Regions from separate parts of the Homo sapiens genome. Here region 2 is linked to region 1. A link is a loop called in an ENCODE intact Hi-C map of the cell type or tissue named here. Cell type or tissue: heart left ventricle. All regions are shown on one strand. Links, peaks and the distances in the headings refer to the core of each region. The heading gives the core; the rest is flanking DNA. Region 1 has its middle 610 kb from the start of PCDH15. Region 2 has its middle 670 kb from the start of PCDH15.

Region 1 (10,719 bases), core at 1,260-9,259:
CCTTTAGTCAAGGTAAATATGTACTTTTGAGAGTACATATGAAAACAAGATAATCATGGCCAACTTCCAGCTCCAACATTATGCTTCATGAGGACATTGATTTTATTTCATCCTGGTATCCAAACCCTTAATATGATCTAACTTGAAAATTAGTGATTTACTATAGCTAGTTAATAGATACAATTGGTGACCCTTGTTTAGCATACTTAGAAAAGTGGAAATTTGAGAAATGAGATTATCATAATCAGAAATGGAGAAAGGTGTCCAATTGTAAAACGTCCTTTTATCTCCTCTAGTTTTAAATCTCAGTATTTGGAATGTCAAATACTTTTTCCAATGGATCCTAAAATAGACTATATTGGGCAATTTTCTGTTTATTATATGACCAAGGAAAAAATTAAAAAGGATTATTTTAGCAGTGCTCTGATAGTTTATAAGGCAGTAGACAGTCTGTAGGATTTCTACTCTGAAATATAAAGAACATATTGCAACAAGAAGAGATTCATCTCTGGAATACAAGGTTTATGTAACATACACAAATAAATTAATGTAATACACCACATTAACAGAATGAAAAAACTACATAATCATTTCAATAAGGGCCAAAGAGCATTTGATAAAGTTTCACATCATTTCATAATAAAGTCTCTTGTTAAATTAGGCACAAAAGGAAACTCCCTCACCTTAATAAAGGCCATTTATAAACATCTTACAACTAACATAATCAATGGGAAAGCATTTCCTCTAAGATCCAAAACAAAAAACAAGCATGCCCATTTTTGTCACTTCTACTGAACATAGTGCTAGATACTAGCAAGAACAATTAGACAATAAAAATAAATAGAAGGCAACTAAATCAGAAAGGAAGAAGTAAAACTATCCTTATTTGCAGATAACATAATCTTATATGTAGAAAACCCTAAAGACTCTATACACAACACACACACACAGACACACACACACACACACACACACACACACACACCCCTTGTTAGAAATAATATATGAATTCAGTAAAGTTACAGGACACAAAATTAACATATAAAAATCAGGTGCATTTCTTTACACCAATAATTATCTATCTAAAATGAAATCAGTAAAACAATCTCATAATAGCATCAAAAAGAATAAAATATTTATTAATACATTTAACAAAGGGAATGAAACATTTGTACACTGAAAACTGTAAAGCATTGAGAATTAAATTGAAGAATACATAAATAAGTAAAAACGTATTCTGTGTTCATGGAAGAATTAATACTACTATAATGTCTATGCTTACCCAATGTGATATCCAAATTCAAAATAATATTCAAATTTAATGCAATTCCTTTCAAAATTTCAGTGGCACTAGAAATAGAACTGATGGGTGAAATGAATCGTGGATTTTTTATTTTGAACATTAAGAACTACTCTTCATCGGGTTGTACTACTACTACTTAGCAGTAATGTATGAGTATACCAACCTACACACCTAATACTATAGTGGTATTTGGTTCTTCGTCATTCTGAGTTGGCTTTTTAAATTTAACCTATTTTCTATCCTCTTAATGACAAAGCATACTTAAATACAAAGGCACACTTTTAATGAGGCAAGATAACATTGTTAAGAAAAAAATTTTATGATTTTAAAATTAAATACTGTGAAGCCATTGTTCATTATTTAGGATTTTAAAAAACTTTTTCCTATTTTAAAATATATTATTAGGGATAAAAATATGCTGAAATACATTTTTTCTAATAAACTGTTATAATATTATCTTACTCTTATATCTGTGCAATATTTCCTATTACATGTCTTGAACAAATGCACACACAAAGACATGGTTATTTTTGACTGCATATATATATGAGCTAATGAGCTAACTTCAAAGTGGGATAGAAACTTGACCACTCTTCATTCAATATGTGATTTTTATTTTATTCAGTTTTCTCTAACCTAAAAAAAATATTTCCGAGCTAACTTGTATTCAGAAATTGAAGAGATTTCTGAGATTAAAAAGTGTGTTAAGATGCAATCCAACACTTGCTTATAAAGACACATTTTAACCTGAAAAATGCTTTGTATATCATTTAATATCCAAAATTTACTATAGCATTTTTGTGAGAAACAAAAGGAAATACTGTAAAATGTATCGTTTATTTGAATAACTGAGTCTCTTTTGTTTAAAGTTGAAAAAAATACATAGATAGATATATAAATCCAAATATATAGAATTTTTACTAGTATAAGTCCCCTTCTATTTTAGAGCAGACTTCGTCTATTCCCTTTAAATGTAAAAGTTGTCTATCATAGACCTTTTAGAAAAGTCTACACTTGGAACATAGAAGCATCCTAATAAAATTCACTTATATAGTCCTTTAAAATATGCTAAACATTTTATTTAAAATATTTAAAATATGCTAAATATTTTATTTCTACAGCATAAAGTCCATGAAAAGAGGAATCTTTATCCCTTTTTTTTTATTGCCAGGATTTGAAAATGTGGAACAAACAATAAGTGCTCAACAAATATGTGAATAAATGAATAAATGTAAATTAATTTTAATTCCTATCAGATTTATAATAATTGGTAGAAGGCATTTATATTCTTAATAAATATTTTTAATCTTCTGCTGGGTAAGAATTATATAAATAGTGGTATTAACATATACCCTATATGTGTTTTACAAACTAAACTAGTTTTTCATAAGATTTAGTTTATTCATTAATGATGCATATGTTAGATGACGGTCATCATTTATAATAATGTATGAATCTCCTGCAGCTTCAGGGTAACTAGTGGTTTTGTTTATTCTTTCAATTATACAGACACAGTTGCAGTTCAATTTGCCGTGTGTGTGTGTGTGTGTGTGTGTGTGTGTGTGTGTGTGTGATTATTGTTGAATTAATCTTTTGTCAGGAATGAAACTTAGAGAGATGTATGCAGCAACGTGTACTCCCAAAGTAAATATGGCTGAAATTTTCTCAAACAATACTGAAAATTTCAGGAACATCTCGTATTATTCTGGTTCTCTAATATTTTTGTCTTCATAGCTATTGAAATAGTGCAAAAATCATAAAATATTTTTAGAGTTTTGTGTTAACCTCTCAAGTGTTCTTTTGTATTCCAATGTTTTTTCCATTTTATTAATCCCTCTACCTTATACTTTAGCCATTCTTTATATAATTTGATCTCCCTAATACTTTGCTTTTCTTTTAAAAAATACTTTATTGTGCCATTCATAATTTGAAACCAGTCTTCCTTTTAAGATTTCTCTCAGGGTACTTCTTTTATGTTCACTACCTAGCCACACTCCCCACTCTACTCTATTGCACATATGCAGGCATGCTTTTGTCTATCAAGCATTCTAGGTACAGTTTCTAAGGCCTGTTAACTTACCTAGACCTACAAAAACATGGGAGATGTCAAGAGAATATTGGCCACAGAGGTTTTTTTAAAAAGGAAAAATCAAAGTCAACATTTATCTAAATTTCTAAAAAATTATTAATTGTATGCCAACTAGTCAACTGCATCTCAAATCCCCTCCATTCAGTGAGAGACCCAGATACAGCTTAATAGTTACTTGATGTGTGATGGAACTTGCAAACTAAGAAGCTCAGTCCAAGAATTTCATAAAGCCCTCATCCGTTTGATTCTTTTATGCTGCTCTGATGTTTTCACATTTGCCCCTCTGATCATCATTCTCTTTCTTCTTCTTTGTAAACATTTCCAGCCCCTCCAGTCTCAAACATCGCAGATTGTAAAATGTTTTCTATATTTCTAAATAGCCAATCATTCCCACTGGGATTTCACAGTTTATCTACCTATCTATATATAATATCCTTGCATCTATCTATCATTTATATGTCTATCTTAATTTATCTTGTTTTTCTGTAATTATTAATTTTGCAGCCTCTATAGTTTACCTAACTGCAGGATTATCTGTGAAGGAGACACAAATTATGCCTAAGACATAATAGATTCATCACTTATTTACAGAATTAATCAATGACAATTTACTGCTTTCTCTTTGACTAAGCCATCAGTTACATCTGACTTACACAGTGGATAATTGAAGAAAATCTGTTTCGTAGTCAATTTACCTCTAAGGATGTAGTAGAATATATTGAAAACTAGTGTAAACTGACCAAAAATTAGGTTGCAGAATTTAAAGAAAATACTATATGAATGACATCTTAATGCATTTTCATAGCCACTGGGAAAAAAATACTTGATAAGGCAAATAGTAGTTTAGGGGCAGAAGTGTTAACTATGCCTTGGAGAGAGTATACCCTAATTATTACCCAAGTAGTAGTAATAGTAGGAATAATTTTTCTTGTTGTTTTGCTATTTATTACTAAAAGAAACATGGTATATTACATATAATTGGTAATAATATTTGTTAATTTTAGTTCACAATTATAGTAAATATAAATTATTTATTGAATCTGTTTTGTGCTGGGTATTATGATAATCAGTCTAAAAAGATAATGTCATTTTCTTTGATTTAATTATTCTAGCAGCACTGGGCACAGTTTTACAGCTGAATAAACTAAGATGTAGAGACTTTAACTTAATTATACAAGGAAGGAGGAAAGGAAAGATTCCACTAGTGTTTCTAAATTCAAATCCGGTATGATTAACCACCTAAAATTGCTACACTAAGGACATGAAATCCTGTTTTTCTTCATCATTTCTTTAATCTTATTTTCTTCCTTTCTTCAATTCCACCTTCATTACTCCCAATTTTATTAAAATTGCTTATAAAATAGTAAGTATTCACTCTATTCAGTGCTTGGATTTTTTTTCAGTAAAGGCACATTCAAAGTAATAACTGAACACTGGGAGGGTGCCTACTTGAAGGGCCTGTGAGACCAGCAGCAATAATGCGTACATGTCTAGTAATAGCCCTAGAAAACGCAAACACCGGCTTGAACATGGGGAAATGGGACTGGGAGTGGCACAAGAGGTCACTGTTGCTGCTTCCTTGTCTGACATTTGGGAGGAGTTAATTACTGAGCAGCAGTTGTTTTCTCAGCAGACAGCCTCCAGAAAGCAAAGCTGGCAGGCCTGCTTTCCAATAATAGCCACTGATCCAGCCATTGTTTGGCACAATGAACCAAGCTCTCTGCTCCGGGAAATGTTTCATTGTATTATCTGGGATTTCTTCCAGCATGGATCCCATCAGAGAGAATTGCTTTATCATATTATTTTTGACTGACGGGGGTAAGACTCCAGGTTTTGCTTTTCTAAAAATTATCCTGCAGCAAATCAGCTTTGATTACGGATAGAATTTACAAAGCTATTTATTCTTCGTCTCATTCCCCAGTCTCAGGAACTCCAGAGTGAAATCCAGTATGATATCAGATTATGTGGTATCTCTTAACTTCCAGCTTCTAAACCTGTCTGAAGACTTAGGAAAAAAAATTAATGAAGATTCACTCATGTTATTTCACTTAAAAGTGAACCTATTCCAGCTGGCCTCCTTCTCAGTCCTAGGAAAGCCAATACAGTGTTCAAATATGATCAAGAAAATTCACATTATATTTCTAAAAGTGAGTTACAGCTTATATTAATGGCTTTATGTGATATGTAATTTTTGGAGCAAAACAAACATTTATGTAAGTACCTAATAGGGAGAGTTAAAAAAATCAGCTATAATAATAACAATAATAATAACAAAAGCATAATAGTTATCCCTTATTTAATACTCACTATATACCAAGCTGTGCTAAGCCCTTTAAACACATTTTCTAAAATTATCTTCAAATAACCCTAAGAGGTAGGAAATATCATTTCAGTTTTTGTTTAAAACCCACATTCAGAGAGTTGAGTTAATTATAGCCTTCAGTTCTTAGTTCCTATCATGATTGGCCTGTAAGCACAAATTTCTCTTTTTTATTAGGTACGCGTATTTAATATGTTCCTCCTTTCCAGTCCCCATGTTCATTCTTTGCTTTCTCAAGGGCAAATTAGTACTTTAATGTCTTAATATATGTCCCTGGATGTGCACATATTTACATAACTTTGCTAAATACACAGAGCTGTGTATGTTTTTACTTTCTGTAACTGCTATTTGCTATAGATTTTTCTTTTCTATTTTTTCAGCACTATATTTTAACCATCTACTTATGGTGCTGAATGCATATCTATTTTGTTGTTTCTAACCACTGAACGGTATGGTGATCTACCATATGAGCACCCACTTGCATGAAAGGTAATTTTGGCTGGCGTGTTGAATAGAGGAGAATCAGGGAAACAAACAAACAAAAAAGCCCACTGAAGTATTTCAAGTTACAAAGAAACATCATTTGTACCTTACTGGCTTTTCAGTGAAAATCATAAAAATAGGCCAGATTCTGCATATGTTTTGAGTGATTTCATGATTGGACAGTAACATGAGAGACAAAAACAGGAGTCAAAGATGATGCCAGGGTGCTGGGGCTGAGCATGTAAAAGAATGGAGTAGTCATCAGATGAGGTGGAGACAGTAGCAGATGAAGCAGGTTTGGTGGGTTCACTAGGGGTGCTACCGGGGCAATGTGAAATCTGAGGCACTTTTTATGTATACACATAGAGATGTGAGTGGGCAGTTGATGTTCAAGTGTGAAATTCAGGAGAGAGGTCTTAGCTGAACTTAGGCATTTTGGAGTCACTGATCTATTGAACACACCTACAGTGAGATGTGTTCAATTACTGAGAAGCACCTAGGACAGAATCCTGAGATACTTCAACATTAACAAGTGGTACAAATCAAGAGATTCCAGTAAAAAAGACAGAGTGTCAAGTGAATTAGGATAAAAACATAATGCCAAGTAAAGAAAAAAAACTTTTAAAAGGAGATGGTGATACACCATGCCAAATATTTCTTATAGATTAACAAGCAGAGAGCTTAAAATTGTCCATCGGGTTTGTCATAGTGCAGATCATCCATGACTTAGATAAGATGAGCTTTAGTGAAGTGATAGCAAGGAAGTCTGATCATAGAGTTGTAAGAGGGAATGAGACTAGACGAAACTACTTAAAAATGGTGATTTCCAGTATGTTAATCACTCTGCATTTGTGATAGCTGGGGGTAGAGTAGCATATGTGTCCATTCTTAGAGCATATGTACATATTGTATACCATTTTTAAATTTCTGGCATAAATCTTACTTCAATATTTTAATGTGATTTTGAATATAGTTAGTATTTGATTTGGGCTTCTCAAATTTATGTTCTTGAGCAAATTGAGCCTGTGTTTTCCTTTGTCTCATATTGTTCTTTACCAAATTTAGAATCAAGGTTATGACAGGGCCAGGTGCCTCATGCCTGTAATTCCAACACTTTGGGATGCCAAGGCAGGAGGATCACGTGGTCAGGAGTTCAAGACCAGCCTGGACAATATGGTGAATCCCCGTCTCTACTAACAATACAAAAAATAGTAGGGCGTGGTGGCAGGTGCCTGTAGTCTCAGCTACTCGGCAAGCTGAGGCAGAAGAATCGCTTGAACCCGGGAGACAGAGGTTGCAGTGAGCCGAGATCGCACCACTGCACTCCAGCCTCAGTGACAAGTGAGATTCCATCTCAAAAAAAAAAAAAGAAAAAAGAATCAAGGTTATTTTATTTTAGTCATAACATGAGTTAGTGGTTTTCTATCTCTTTCTGTTTTCTGCAGCAAAAGTTGAACATTTGGTAGAACTTAACTGTAAAATCATTGGGTTCTGTGATGGCAAGTTATTGGTTACCATCTTGGTATCTTTATGGTTAGTGTTGGAGAGCACATTTTTGGTGCCTCTGTGAGATCTCCTTTGATCCCTTTTTGCAGCTTACATGTTCTCCTCCACCTACATCCTGTATGAATTGCTGCTAATTACTTGTCCTTGAGACTTAGAGATGATAGCCTTTGGTCAAAAGGCCTTGTTGAAGTCTTAGCTTAAGATAAGAGACTATTCAGATTCTTTATTTCTTCATGCATCCATTTTCAGATTTTATACTTTTCCAGAAATTTAGGAATTGTTGCCTTCTCCTTTCTAAGAAATGCGTCTTATAAGTAATCAGTACACATGCTTGTGTGTGTTTGTGCATGTGTTTGTGTGCATGTGCATATATGCATGCACTTTGGAGGTTGACTAGTGAGGCTCACTGGCCAGAAGTCTGCCTGTAAATCCTCATAACTGCTTGATGCATCAGATCTTTTCCCTGCTGGAGAAAATCTCCCCTAAGATTCACATTAATCTTTGTTGATAGAGACTTAGAGAGGTTTAAGAATGATAGACAGGAAGCTTGATAGATGAAAGAAGTTAGACGATAGTTTTTCAAGCAATTCTCATCTTGTGAAGGCTGTTTTTCATGTGGAAAAGAGAAGAGTCTATAATACTTCTCCATCTCTCTATGTAAAGGACATCAGGCAGTATTTACCCATTTGAACTCTAGTTTTTATCCCTGTCACTACCAAAAGGACATTGCTCCAGACATTCCCTACTCTTTTTCTTGTACATCATCAATTATTTTTCTGATGTGAGATCATCCAAGATGTACGAATATACAGTTATTTTTTCTAAGTTAAAAAAGGAGGTATTCCCTCGACCAATCTTGGCACGTCGGTTGCCTTCACATATCTCTGTTCACATTTTCTACAAAACCATCCATGTATCTTCAGTTCCTCAACACTCTTTCTCTCCTACACGTCTCCAATCAGGCTTTCATTGCTACCAGTTCACTGAAGTTCATCATGTCAAGGCCATAGATGATCTGCACTTTGACAAATTCAATGGTCATTTTAAGCTCTCAGCTTGTTAACCTATAATAAACATTTGGCATCGTGTATCACTATCTCCTTTTTTAAAAAAAGAATTACTTTCTTTACTTGGCATTATGTTTTTATCCTAATTAACTTGTCACTCTGTCTGTTTTACTGGAGTCTCTTGTTTTATACCACTTTTTAATGTTGAAGTATCATAGGATCGTGTCCTAGGTATTTCTCAGTTATTGAACACACCTCACTCTCCTGTCAGTCTCATGCATTTCAAGGCTTTAAATACCATTCATAGGTCAGTGACTCCAAAATACCTATGTCCAGCTCAGACCTCTCTCCTGAACTCCACACTTGAACATCCAGCTGCCTACTCCTGATCTCTATGTGGATACCTAAAAAGTGCCTCAAATTTAACATTGCCCTGGTAGCACCCTCAGTGATACCAACAAAGCTGGTACATCTGCTATTGTCTCCACCTCATCTGATGACTACTTCATGCTGTTACATGCTCAGTCCCAGTACCCTGGCATCATCTTTAACTCCTCTTTTTGTCTCTCATATGTAACTAGCCCATTATGAAATCTCTCAAAATATTTTTAAAATCTGGCCAAATTTATCATTTTCACTGCAAAGCCAGTAAGGTACAAATGATGCTCCTTTGTCACTTGAAATATTTCAGTGAGTTTTTAATTGGTTTCCCTGGTTCTCCTCTACTCAACACACCAGGCAGAATAACCTTTTATACAAGTGGGTGTTCACTTTAGTTGTCTCTTCAAAAATAAGTTATCTGTCCCCTTTTCACTCTTGGTAAAAGCTACAGTCCTCTCATGCATACAGGATCGTATGCTTTTTTACCCCTGTTATTTTACTGACCTCATCCCCTGCTATTCTCCTGCAGGAACTCTAGCCTCTTTTCCATTACATGAACATATTTGGGTACTCTGCTGCTTTATGCCTTTTTTTTTTTAGATGGGAACATGCTGCCAACTAGATAGCCACATGACTAAAAATCTATCATCACTTCCTTCAAATCTTTGCTCAAATACAATTTTCTCATCGACACTGACTCTGATTACTTGATTTAAAATCAAATATTTCCACTTCTACTACTAGAACACCCTATTAAACTTACCTGGATCCTTTTTTTTTTGCATAACATTTGTAAGCTTCTAACATTAAAAATAACTTTCTTGCTTATTATGTCTGTTTGTATTGTCTGTGTACCACTACTAGAATTAGGAGCTCCATAATGGCATGGAATTCTCAGTATGTTCTGTCTGCAGAGGTTTTCGAGTAGTGTGGAAAATACTTTTATGGTAGATGTACAATAAATATCTGTTATATAAATAAAGTTTCTTATATATTTAGTTATACTTTATAAATTCTGAAGTTACATCTTTTCTTTGAAGTGCATATCATTCTAATTATAGAAATACAAATTATGTTAAAACACCTTTTGTAATTAGTTGCATGTTAATTCCAAAGATACTCACTATATGTTAATGAGCTTAGAACACTACAAAAAATTATACAGAGGCAACTTCCATTTAAATTTGAAGTAAATAGATAAATGATTTAAGTTAGAAAAGGCAAAGGCTGAAAAGATGACACATATGAGTGATGTTAAAAGACAGGTATTTAAAGCCAAAGAAGTCTTTCATAGATAAAGATTACTCCTTTATATTATGACAGAATACTACACATTATCTTTAATTACATGACATTAAATTGTATATATATATATATATATATCTGTTACCTCACACTACATATACACATATGCATAAATTGGCATGTGGGTATTGTGTGCATAGATATATTTATATTCATTAATGAGATATATATCGCTCTATAGAAAATACATAATTCATCCACATATTTGGTAGGTACTTCCAAAACATCATTTTTCTATCTTTATGACTTATATTTTATGCCCTGATTCCAAAATAGTGTGGCAATATAATCTTTTTCATTGGTTGTTTATTCATGTGTGCTAAGT
Region 2 (10,719 bases), core at 1,142-9,141, 57 kb before region 1:
GAGATGATCTCAGAAAGCACAAAGAGAGAGGGAAAGTAAGAGAATGGAGACAAACAGTAGGTTGTACTAACGAGCAAGTTACCACTATGAAAATCTGGAATTCAAATGAACTGAGAACACTCTGAGAAACCCTATTGTAGCCTGCTTCAGAATATCTCACCAGACGATGGGGAAACTGGGCATAAAACCACCATCCTCCTTCCATATTGGCCGTGAGTCACCTTTCACTTTTCCCAGGGCATAAACACATCTAACTTTAGTTTGGCTCATTTGAAATGGGCAAGATCCCCAGGTTACAGCAAAAATAGTCCTGCATATAAGGGGAGAGGCAAAGATTTAAGTAGAAGTTGTGAACTTGGGGAAACTGTATCTCACAGTTGCAAGTAAATGGCAAGGTGGGCGTGGGCAAAGAGACCTTGTTTAGAACATCAATAGCTTCCGCTATAATATTCAGTTATTCAATTTGGAAAAAATAATCTGTTTTCCTGTGTTCACAAACTAACTACCCAACCGAGGCAGGTGGATCACTTTAGGTTGGGAGTTCGAGACCAGACTAGCCAACAGGGATTTAACCAGAATGTGGTTTCATCAGGCCATGGCAGTAATGGAGGGCAATGATATTCCAGATAAAAACATCAAAAACATTACAAATTTTAATCAGTTAATAATATAATGAAAACTCTTTAACAATTAATGTGAACATGAACTGTCCCTGCGTAAACTTAGCCAGTCATGGTTAATGTAGTGATTATACAGTATATGACTTATTCATAAATTATATGATTTTTGTCACATTCTACATTATTCTATTCTTGAAAATGTTGGTTCTTAATAAAAATCTTTCTACAAACTAAAGGCTATTTAATAAGCCCTAATAAACTAAAAGAGCACAACTTTTATACTCATTAAAGTAAAATTAAACTTTGTATATGTGAATCTATAAATTTAGTCAAGAAACTTTAGGGGAAAAAGAGTAACAGTATGAGCTATTAAAACATATTGTTGAGTTGAAAACATATATTCACACTAAAATCAGTACAGATGTTTAAGCAGCATTATTCATAACTACCAAAACTTGGAAACAACCAATATATCGTTTAGTAGGTGAATGGACAAACACACTGTGGTATATCCATATAACAGAATATTATTCAGCATTAAAAACAAATTAGCCATCAAGACATAAAAGGACATGGAGGAAACTTAAATACATATTACAAAGTGAAAGAAGCCTATTTGGAAAGCTACATATTCTAAGATTCCAAACTTCCATATGACATTCTGGAAAAGGCAAATCTATGGAAATAGTAAAAAAAAAAAAAATCAGAGTTTAGGGAACAGTGAGGGATGAGCTGGTGCAGCACAGAGGGTTTTTAGGACAGTGAAAACAACTTTGTATGATAGTCTGATTGTGAATGCATGTTGTTATACATTTGCCCAAACCCATAAAATGTACAACAGCAAGAGTCAACTCTAATGTAAACCGTGCACGTTGGGTGCATTTGACGTGTCACTGTAGGTTTATCAATGATAACAAATGCACCACTCAACAAAGAGATGTTGACAGTAAAAGAGGCTATGCATAAAAGCCTTCTGCATGGAATTGCTATGAACTTAACACCTCCCTAAAAACTAAAGGCAATTTTAAAAAAACTGTTATCAAAGTATACTAATCAAACTATCATGATAATAAATTACTTAAAATAAATAGAAGGAAGAATTTAAGAATATATGGATTTCTGTTCATTTATCAAGCTAATAATGAACTATTTAATAAATGGGTAGGGACAAATACTTGACCTTTTTTTTTTTCTTTTTTGAGAGGGATTCTCACTCTGTCACCCAGGCTGGAGTGCAGTGGCACCATCTCGACTCACAGCAATCTCTGCCTCCTGGGTTCACGAGATTCTGCCTCAGCCTCCGAGTAGCTGAGACTATAGGCCAAACCACCTCACCTGGCTAATTTTTGTATTTTTAGTAGGGACAGTGTTTCACCATGTTGGCCAGGCTGGTCTCGAACTCCTGACCTCAAGAGATCTGCTTGCCTCAGCCTCCCAAAGTTCTGGGATTACAGGCATGAGACACTGCATCTACCAAATACTTAACTATTTAGAGAAAAGAGAAAAAATTAGATTCATATCTGATGTTTTAAGCCATAATATTTTCTAGGTAAAAAAGCAATTACAATATTTTTAAAAAGTGGAAAAAACAAATCCATGAAACACCAGGAGGAAAGATGAATACATACTGCTTTAGTGTAATAATTAGAATATTAAATTTAATATTTAATTTTATATATTGGCTTTTCTAAGTATGGCACAAATACTAAAAACCGTAAGTAACATTATTAAAATTTTGAGAAAATGAAAATTAACAATTTGGGAGATAATGGTTGTGGCAATATAATAAACAGCTGAGATGTAAAATATATGCATACTATTCTTGAAAATTAAATAGTTAAATGAAAACCCCTTAAGTAGAAGTGGAAATCTTGAAAATATTTAACTTTATAGGGATGATAACATTCACAGCATTAATTTTAAGGGGAAAAATAGAACACAAGTTAAATTTCCTTAATGGAAAATAATTATATAAAACTGAGCAATATTCAATAATATTCAATAGCAATATAAACAATGAAGCATATCCTTACAGATTGTAATGAAAACAATTCTAACATACTGGCAAGGGAAACAGCAATGTTTAGAAAAAATTAGAAATGTATTTCTATAAAAATTATTAGTTATTGCTCAGATCAGATATATGCATACATATATACATACATAAATATTTTTCAACAATTTGCTTAAAAATATGGAAAATAATCATAAAGCAGATTGTTGCAAGTTAACGCACAAAAAGCTATAAATATATTTTAATACCTAAATATGGCAAAACCAGGGAAATGTAAATTTTCAATACAGGTGTTAGTTTCTTTCAAGCTACCTGTTGCCTCTGTATTTTGTTTCCTTTTCTCTATTGTATCATCCATAAGCCACTCTTCTTCTGTCCTTGGATTTCAATACTTGTAGATCTGTAGCTCCACCTAATATTTTTTCTGTTTCATTGTTTCTTGATTTTTTGTTTCCTAAAATGACAGCTTAAAACGTTAATTTGATTCCAATTTATCAGATGCTTCTTTTAAAAAAAACACTTTTTTTTCACTATGACAGTTGATGTTTTAACAGCCCATAGTTGATGAACATAAAGCTAATTTTGATAACTTAAAAACAGGATCAAAGCACAATTCCCCAAGCTTTTCAAGAATTAATTAGGTGACAGTGTGTGAAAATAAGAGATAAGTATTATGATTCTTCTCTTGCTTTAAAGCTGGAGATATAGTTCAGGGTAGAATGTTTTTCTTAAATTTGAGCAAGTAAAAAACCCTGTTAATTTGTTAGTACATTAATTGGCTTGAATACCACCTATAAATCTCAAATGAAATTCAAATATTTTTTAAAGCAGGTGTTTTATTATGTTATCACTAAAGACTAAACCTTAGACAAAATCTGTAGCAGAGGATAACAATTAACAATAACCCAAAATGCTTTATTTAGACTGTTCAGATAAACATTTGCTTTAATTACATTATGGTAGATAAAAAAATGTATTTCTATTTTAGAATCAAAGTAAGTTCTATAATCTATGTTTCACAGCAGGAAACAGACCTCAAAACCCATTTTAGCTTTGCAATTTTTCGCCCACAAGTTAAAATTTAAGAATATTGTGGCCTTTCCCTGCAAGGAGGTAGGAAATTTAATGCTACTCAGGAATTAGCTTTCAGCTCAAAATTCCAATCCTAGCTTAAACTATGATTGAAAAGAAATCAAAGTGTTCTAAATTCCATTTTCTACTTTCCTTCTTGTGATCTAATGCCCTAACAACAACGACAACGAAAAGTCACTAGGCAGACTTATCTGAGTTGTAAAAGTTGGGCAACTTTCTAGGAATGATTTTAGTGTTCTCTGAGGAAGCACATTCCTAGGAATAAAGCTGTTTGAACATATTTCTGTCACTAACTTTTCCCCCCTGCTCTTGAGAAACTGCTTGTTTACTAACACATTTCTGACAATTCACAAATATCCACATTTATTCTTTGAGGATATGATTCTCTCAGTTAAGAAACGACCATCGGGTGGATGGAAGGAAGTCCTGGCAGACCAGTTTTAATTCTTTTTTTTTTTTTTTTTTTTTTTTTGAGACGGAGTCTGGCTCTATCGCCCAGGCTGGAGTGCAGTGGCGCGATCTCGGCTTACTGTAAGCTCCACCTCCCAGGTTCAAGCAGTTCTCCTGCCTCAGCCTCCGGGAGTAGCTGGGACTACAGGTGCCCGCCTCCACTTCCGGCTATTTTTTTTGTATTTTTAGTAGAGACGGGGTTTCACCCTGTCAGCGAGGATGATCTCGATCTCCTGACCTCATGATCCGCCTGCCTTGACCTCCCAATGTGCTGGGATTACAGGCGTGAACCACCACGCCCAGCCTCACTTTTAATTCTTAGTCAAACTTGTTGCTCTTTTTCTGATAGCTTTGTTCATGTCTGAGAGACAATTGGAGTTTAAAATATCCTGCTTATTTCTGCCATTCTCTTACTGGAACTTAAATATGGTTTAACTAACAGTGATAAAATATGGCTAACATCCATCCCATGACATTAAAATATATAATTAAACCTGTAGAGAGTGAAGGTTTATAAAATATTCATTTTGTAGATATTTTGGTCTCAAATTAATCATTAAAAGAATAAATCTCCAACCAGGGCAATGCCCTAGTTAAAAAAAAAAAAAAAAAAAAGTCAGGCCAAGATCAGGCTTTTCTTTTCCTCCTGTTTCCTTTTCCTCTCATGGGAGTGAGTGTACAGCAACTCTGTCTCTGCTCCAATCTTGCTGCCAGGAACACAGTCTTACTGAACTAGCCTCAGCCTGCCTTTTTTCTTTTCCTGTTTTGGTTTTTGATTTCATTTTATTTGCTTGGATTTTTGTTTGTTTCAAACTGGGGCATTGCCCTAGCTAGAGATTCATTCTTTTATTGAATAACTCATAAATTAATACCTATAATTGAGGAACTCTCCTTGAGGGTGTACTCAATCCCTGGGAATGACAGATACGCCTATAAATAACTAAACTTGAGCAAAACAAGGGTGATGTGAAATATGTCCTGAGAGCCAGTAGATAGAGCAGCCTGAAAGGCTCCCAGTGGATAGATCAGGGAGCATTCAGTATGGGCAAGAAAGGGAAAAAGAGCACATCTCTGAAAAAAGACTATTTTCTCTCTTGGCAGATATAAATAGGTGTGCTGTGTTTTGGGTAATACACTTGACAAAGATTGCCCATAGTGGGAGACGCTAGAAAGAAGTAGGGAGAATAAGAGTGGAAAAAGGGTCTGGGGAGAATGGGAACTGTTTTCTTTTTTCCCCGTTATATTCTTTCCTAGGTGATTTCAGTTCCTTCCTGTATCTTCCATGGTCATCTCTATGTGAGTGATTTTCAAGTCAGCGTTTCGATGCCAGACGTTTCTCTTGAGTCCTTCTTCTCCATTCCAATTTTTCTTATCTTCTATTTTTATTCTAATTTGACCAGGGATTAGCTGTATAACTTGAGCAATTCCCTTACAAATTTTACACATTTCCTCATCGGCAAAATGGTAGTTACCACTTCATATGTTTTTATAAAAATTAAGTGAGTCAGCGGATGTAGGCGCTGAAAGTGTTTAATATGTAGTAATTGATTAACAAATGTAACCATTATTATTATTTATTTATTGTGGATCATCACATAATATTTCTGCTACCTCCAATTAGATATTAAACTCCTTAAATAAAATGAATTATCTCTATATGATCTATGAATTTTAACATAAAAGTTAGGCCAAAGTAGATATCTGATAGATTATTGATAGGTTTTATTTATGTTAATTAAGCTGTCTCTAGTATACTTTGATTTTCAGTTTTGATATGTGACTTATTTTTCAGGTTGATTTTCATCACTTCATCCATGTTTGTAGTTCACCGAATTAGGAAATAAATGATATAAATAGTAATCTCTGTGCATATTTTCGTATTGGCTGGCTCCCCATTAATGATGAGCTCCAGAGGGCAGGTATTCTAGAGGTAATCATTATACCCCCACTGTCTAAGGAAAGGCAGAGCTCACAGTAGGCATGTAATAAATGTATACAATGAAGTTCATTCAGTGACGCTGATATCGTAAAAGCAGTGACAAGTTTTTTCCCCTCAGAAAATGTAAGGTAACTGATTTGTAGATGTTAGAATTTTCTTGTATTACATTATTTTAAATATGAAATACCATTGAATAGCATGGATTTTACATCGTATTAATTTTACTTTCACTTAAAAGATCCTTTGACAAACTGTTCTCTATATTAGGTAAAAAATCAATGTCAGAGAAAGAATTATGTTTTGTTGATGTACCACCTACATCTAGGAATGTTTCTGGTAGCTCCGGGCAAATACTCAAGACAATGTGATACTATATAGTAAATCTGTGAACTTGAGCAATGCTCAAGTTTATATCTTGACATATGAGAGATGATATACTTCTCCTAATTATTTCTAGACACCTCTACTTCCCATAAAAGTGGTTTTTATCTCTGGGTGCACATCAGAATCACAAGGGAAGCTTTCAAATTAAATAAGACTGATGAAAAGGGGCTGGCATTGGTACATTTTAAAAGCTCTGCCATTGGTCCTAGTTGCAGCCAGGTCTGAGAACCACTGCAGTACACACCAGTACTCTCTCTGGCTAATCTCCAGTACAATACACCTGTGCATGTACCACCCAGTGCAATTTACGCAATAGTCCTGGGAACTCCTCTAAATTATTAAACAGGTTCCACAATAAAGGAACCTATTCAAAACCAGTTCCAACCTAAAGAAATACTGCCTCCATACTGTTTTGGACTCAAGAATGCCACTCAACACTTCTGTGGGTCTCCAGCCTGTTAGCCTACCCTGCAGATTTCAGACTGCCAGCCCTCATGATCCTGTGAGTCAATTTCCTAAAATCAGTCTCTGTGTGTGTGCATACACACCCTGTTGGTTCGGAAGAATACTCATACACCAGCTTTACATCTGTGTTTCCAAGATGAGTTTAAAAGTCAGTTTGCCATCTAGTAGTCAGATCCACAACAGGGTTTGCATTTACCCGGCACTAGTTTAAAGGAACAGACCTTTCAAGGTCTCCCTCTTCTTACAAGCACTGTTTTTTTGTTGTTGTTTGTTTGTTTTGTTTCTTTTTTTTTTTTTTCAATTTAAGCATCACCACATTACCCTTATTACCAATTTGTAAATTGTGAAAATATCAAGGATGGGCACAAGTAGGGTTAAAATGAAATAAAGTGCTTAAGTACAATATGACTACCTTGGAGCTAAAGGAAATTTTTATCATTGTTACTTCTCCCAATATACTGTTGCATATATATATACACACACATAAGTATATATATATACACATACATATATATACATATGTATATATATACACACACACACACATATATATATATATATATATATATATATATTTACTCCCATTTACTGTTTTAGGCCATTTTTACAGTGTTTGAACTAAGAATACATCTTTATTCAGTTGCCTCTGGAATAGAGGTGGTGATTTCCACTTTCAAACACCCATGCAAAGCAATGTGAGTGCTAAAACCTCCTCGGTGGACCCAGGCCATCTTCCTTGCCATCTGTTGCTCAGGTGCTCTGGGGAACCTATCTTCTTTTTTTTCTTTCATTGTTTTCCTTATTGTTCTCACTCACAGTGGCATTTACATTTTTATTAAACTACAAAATGACAATATAAATGTAAACAACTTCTTGGAGGAAAAAAAATGGTTAGTCGTAACAGTATTGCACAATCTCAATTCATCTTTATGATGTTTCTCAGCATCATTGTTCTGATGTTCTGATCATTGTTCTGACGTTTTGAGTTATGTCCCTAGTACACTTAGTGATGTGTATACTATATTGCAACAATGATGATTAAACAAAACAACATTGGTTGATCCGACTCCCGGTAGGGAGAGTCTTCTGTTTATGTGTCAGTACTCCTTTTCTTTTCTTCTTTCCCTTTCTTTCCTTTTCTTTCTTTCTTTCTTTCTTTCTTTCTTTCTTTCTTTCTTTCTTTCTTTCTTTCTTTCTTTCTTTCTTTCTCTTTCTTTCTTTCTTTCTCTTTCTTTCTTTCTTTCTTTCTTTCTTTCTTTCTTTCTTTCTTTCTTTCTTTCTTTCTTTCTTTCTTTCTTTCTCTCTCTCTCCCTCTCTTTCTCTCTCTCTTTCTTTCGTCTCATTCTGTTACTCTGTCACCCTATCTCATTTAATAATTAATTAATTTAAATTATTACACTTGTTGAAGCCCAGGGAAAAGGACAAATATATTGTTATACTGATCATACGAGGCTGCTGATGTGATTGAGTTTGACGCAGTTGAAAAATGTAATGCTGAAGTTAAGACTAAGTAAGTACAATACATTTAGTAGCATGGCTTTCTCCAACAGTTTATCCTTCAGTGTCACATACATTGGGCAGTGGCGTGATCATGGCTCACTGCAGCCTGCACCTACTGGACTCAAGTGATCCTACCACTCTCAGCCTTTCTCTGTAATCTCTTAGATTACAGGTACATACCACTGCACCTGGCTAATTTATTTTTATTATTTTTTTTTATAGAGACAAGGTTTTGCTTTGCTGCCCAGATTGGTCTTGAACTGCTGGGCTCAAGTGAGCCTCCTTCCTCAGCCTTCAAAATGCCAGGATTACAAACATAAGCCACTGTGCTCGGCCTTCCATTTTTTGTTATGCCTCATAGGCTAGAATACATATCATCATGGAATAAAATATCTACAGGATGATATACATTATGGTAGATTTCTTATCAGTATAACTCTAGTCATTCTAGCATATGGAGTTAAAATATGATTGCTTTATTCATATTGTTCTAGAAAATTGCAATAATCCCATTCAGTCTGAAATTATTAAATCATACTTCAGATCATTGCCAGGTTTCAGCTTTTTGTTTGTTGGTTGGTTGTTTTTGTTTTTTTTTTTTTCTCTTGGATCCTGACCTTTCCTATATTTTATTTTCAATTGCAATCACCCACTTGTTTGCTCATCTTTGTTCACATACAAAGAGATTAATGTGGCTGATGTACAGTGTGCACTTTGCTTCAGATCAACACATAATACATAAAACATTTATACACAATCAGAATAAAGGCAGAGCCACTTCAAAATTCTTCTTTATTAAAAACAAGCTTCTACTGGGGGAAAATGATGCACACTTTATATTACTTGTGATTCTCAAAATATTTTGGATTTAGTATAACATATACCCTTTGCATTTACTGCAGTTGGCAAACTCAGCAACCTTCAAGGCTTATTAAATTTGTTGAAACCTAAGGAAAAGGACAAAAATATTGTTGTATTGATCACACAAGGCTGCTGATGTAATTAAGTTTGACCCAATTGAAAAAAAGTAATGCTGGAGTTAAGACTAAATAGGCACAATATATATAGGAACATGGCTTTCTCGAACAGTTTAATTTTCAGTGTTACATACATTTCCTTTGGATTCATACTGTTTAGCAACCTGTGAGGACAATTTTACTAATGAACATAACTATGAATGCTTTAAAGCAACAATGGAAACATTGATACTCCTTGCCATACTCAGAAGAAGTTATAAAATTTCCTGGCCAGAAAAATGTCTTATGCTCCAATTCTCTTTAAGTTGTTACTTTCTAAAATGAGTGAAAGGAATTTGAAAGTTTTATTTGTGCATTGTATGTGTATAATGTACTATGAGAAAAATCCAGAAGGACCTGTGGTTTATTTGACCAAAAGGATATTAAGTTCCCTGAATTAAGGAAAACTGAATGTGATTTGTAACCCAAGTTTGGTCATATAAATGAATACATCGTAACGACATGAACATATATGTCATAGATTATTACAAAAATTCACTGAATTTGGAAATATATATGAAACTCTGTACTATATATTTTATGTCCATAAAAATGCATTATACTTATCAATTAGTAAGTGGTTAGACCTGTGGGAGTCAAGCTAGGTAAACTAATATCTATTTACCCTTGTCTCATATTGTAAAAAAACCCCACAAAACCACGACTCTTTCACAGCCATAATGAAGGTGGTCTTGACCATTAATGGGTGTGACCGAATTCTCTAAAGTTGGTAGTGGCATAGTAAGGATGTTTCTATGGTAAAATAGTGAATGCTTCATTAGAGACAAACAGTAATTTCAACCAGATGAATGATAATCACAATATAATTTTGATTATATTTTTGACATTGTCTGGTGGGTTTTCTGTTATTTGTGTAAGTGAGAAATAAAATATGCTGAAAAATAAGTCCTAGAAGCCATTGAAAATTAGTATTTTTCTGTTCTGTTAAAAATTTAACAACCTCGGTTATCATTACCTCCCATGGTGTCCAATAAAGTAAAGATAGTTTCCGTTTTGGTAAGAAACTGAAAACTTGACCTTATATCTGGGATATTTTTTGAATCAAAGATACCTGTGCATCAATGTTAACTATGAATGGTTTTATTATAAAATGAGCCCCAGAAGACAGCTAGAAATAAGATCAAATTCTGTGTCTACTAAGCTCATATGCATTGTCAAAACACGCTATGTCCTATAAAATGTTTTCCCCCCAAAAATAATTGAATTTAGATTTAAGCA

Evidence for each region. A loop is a pair of places that touch in the nucleus more often than their neighbours do. Peaks named below come from ENCODE experiments on the same cell type or tissue, not always from the same donor. Only the 100,000 strongest peaks of a DNase experiment are listed, where the experiment ranks them.
Region 2: a loop joins it to region 1, with 2.2 times the contacts of the local background. A loop is called at or near these places in 2 of 110 quality-filtered maps.

What each region holds. Positions count from the first base shown.
Region 1 is chr10:55,405,037-55,415,755 of GRCh38, reverse strand. It overlaps a transcript of PCDH15 not described here. Among named protein-coding and RNA genes, the nearest start is that of PCDH15, 610 kb to the right of the region's middle. In heart left ventricle, for the core only: a CTCF peak has its summit at 4,953 (motif pointing right); no DNase peak of the experiment used is centred there; H3K4me3 peaks cover 278 bases; H3K27ac peaks cover 920 bases.
Region 2 is chr10:55,461,446-55,472,164 of GRCh38, reverse strand. It overlaps a transcript of PCDH15 not described here. Among named protein-coding and RNA genes, the nearest start is that of PCDH15, 670 kb to the right of the region's middle. In heart left ventricle, for the core only: no CTCF peak of the experiment used is centred there; no DNase peak of the experiment used is centred there; H3K4me3 peaks cover 427 bases; H3K27ac peaks cover 1,319 bases.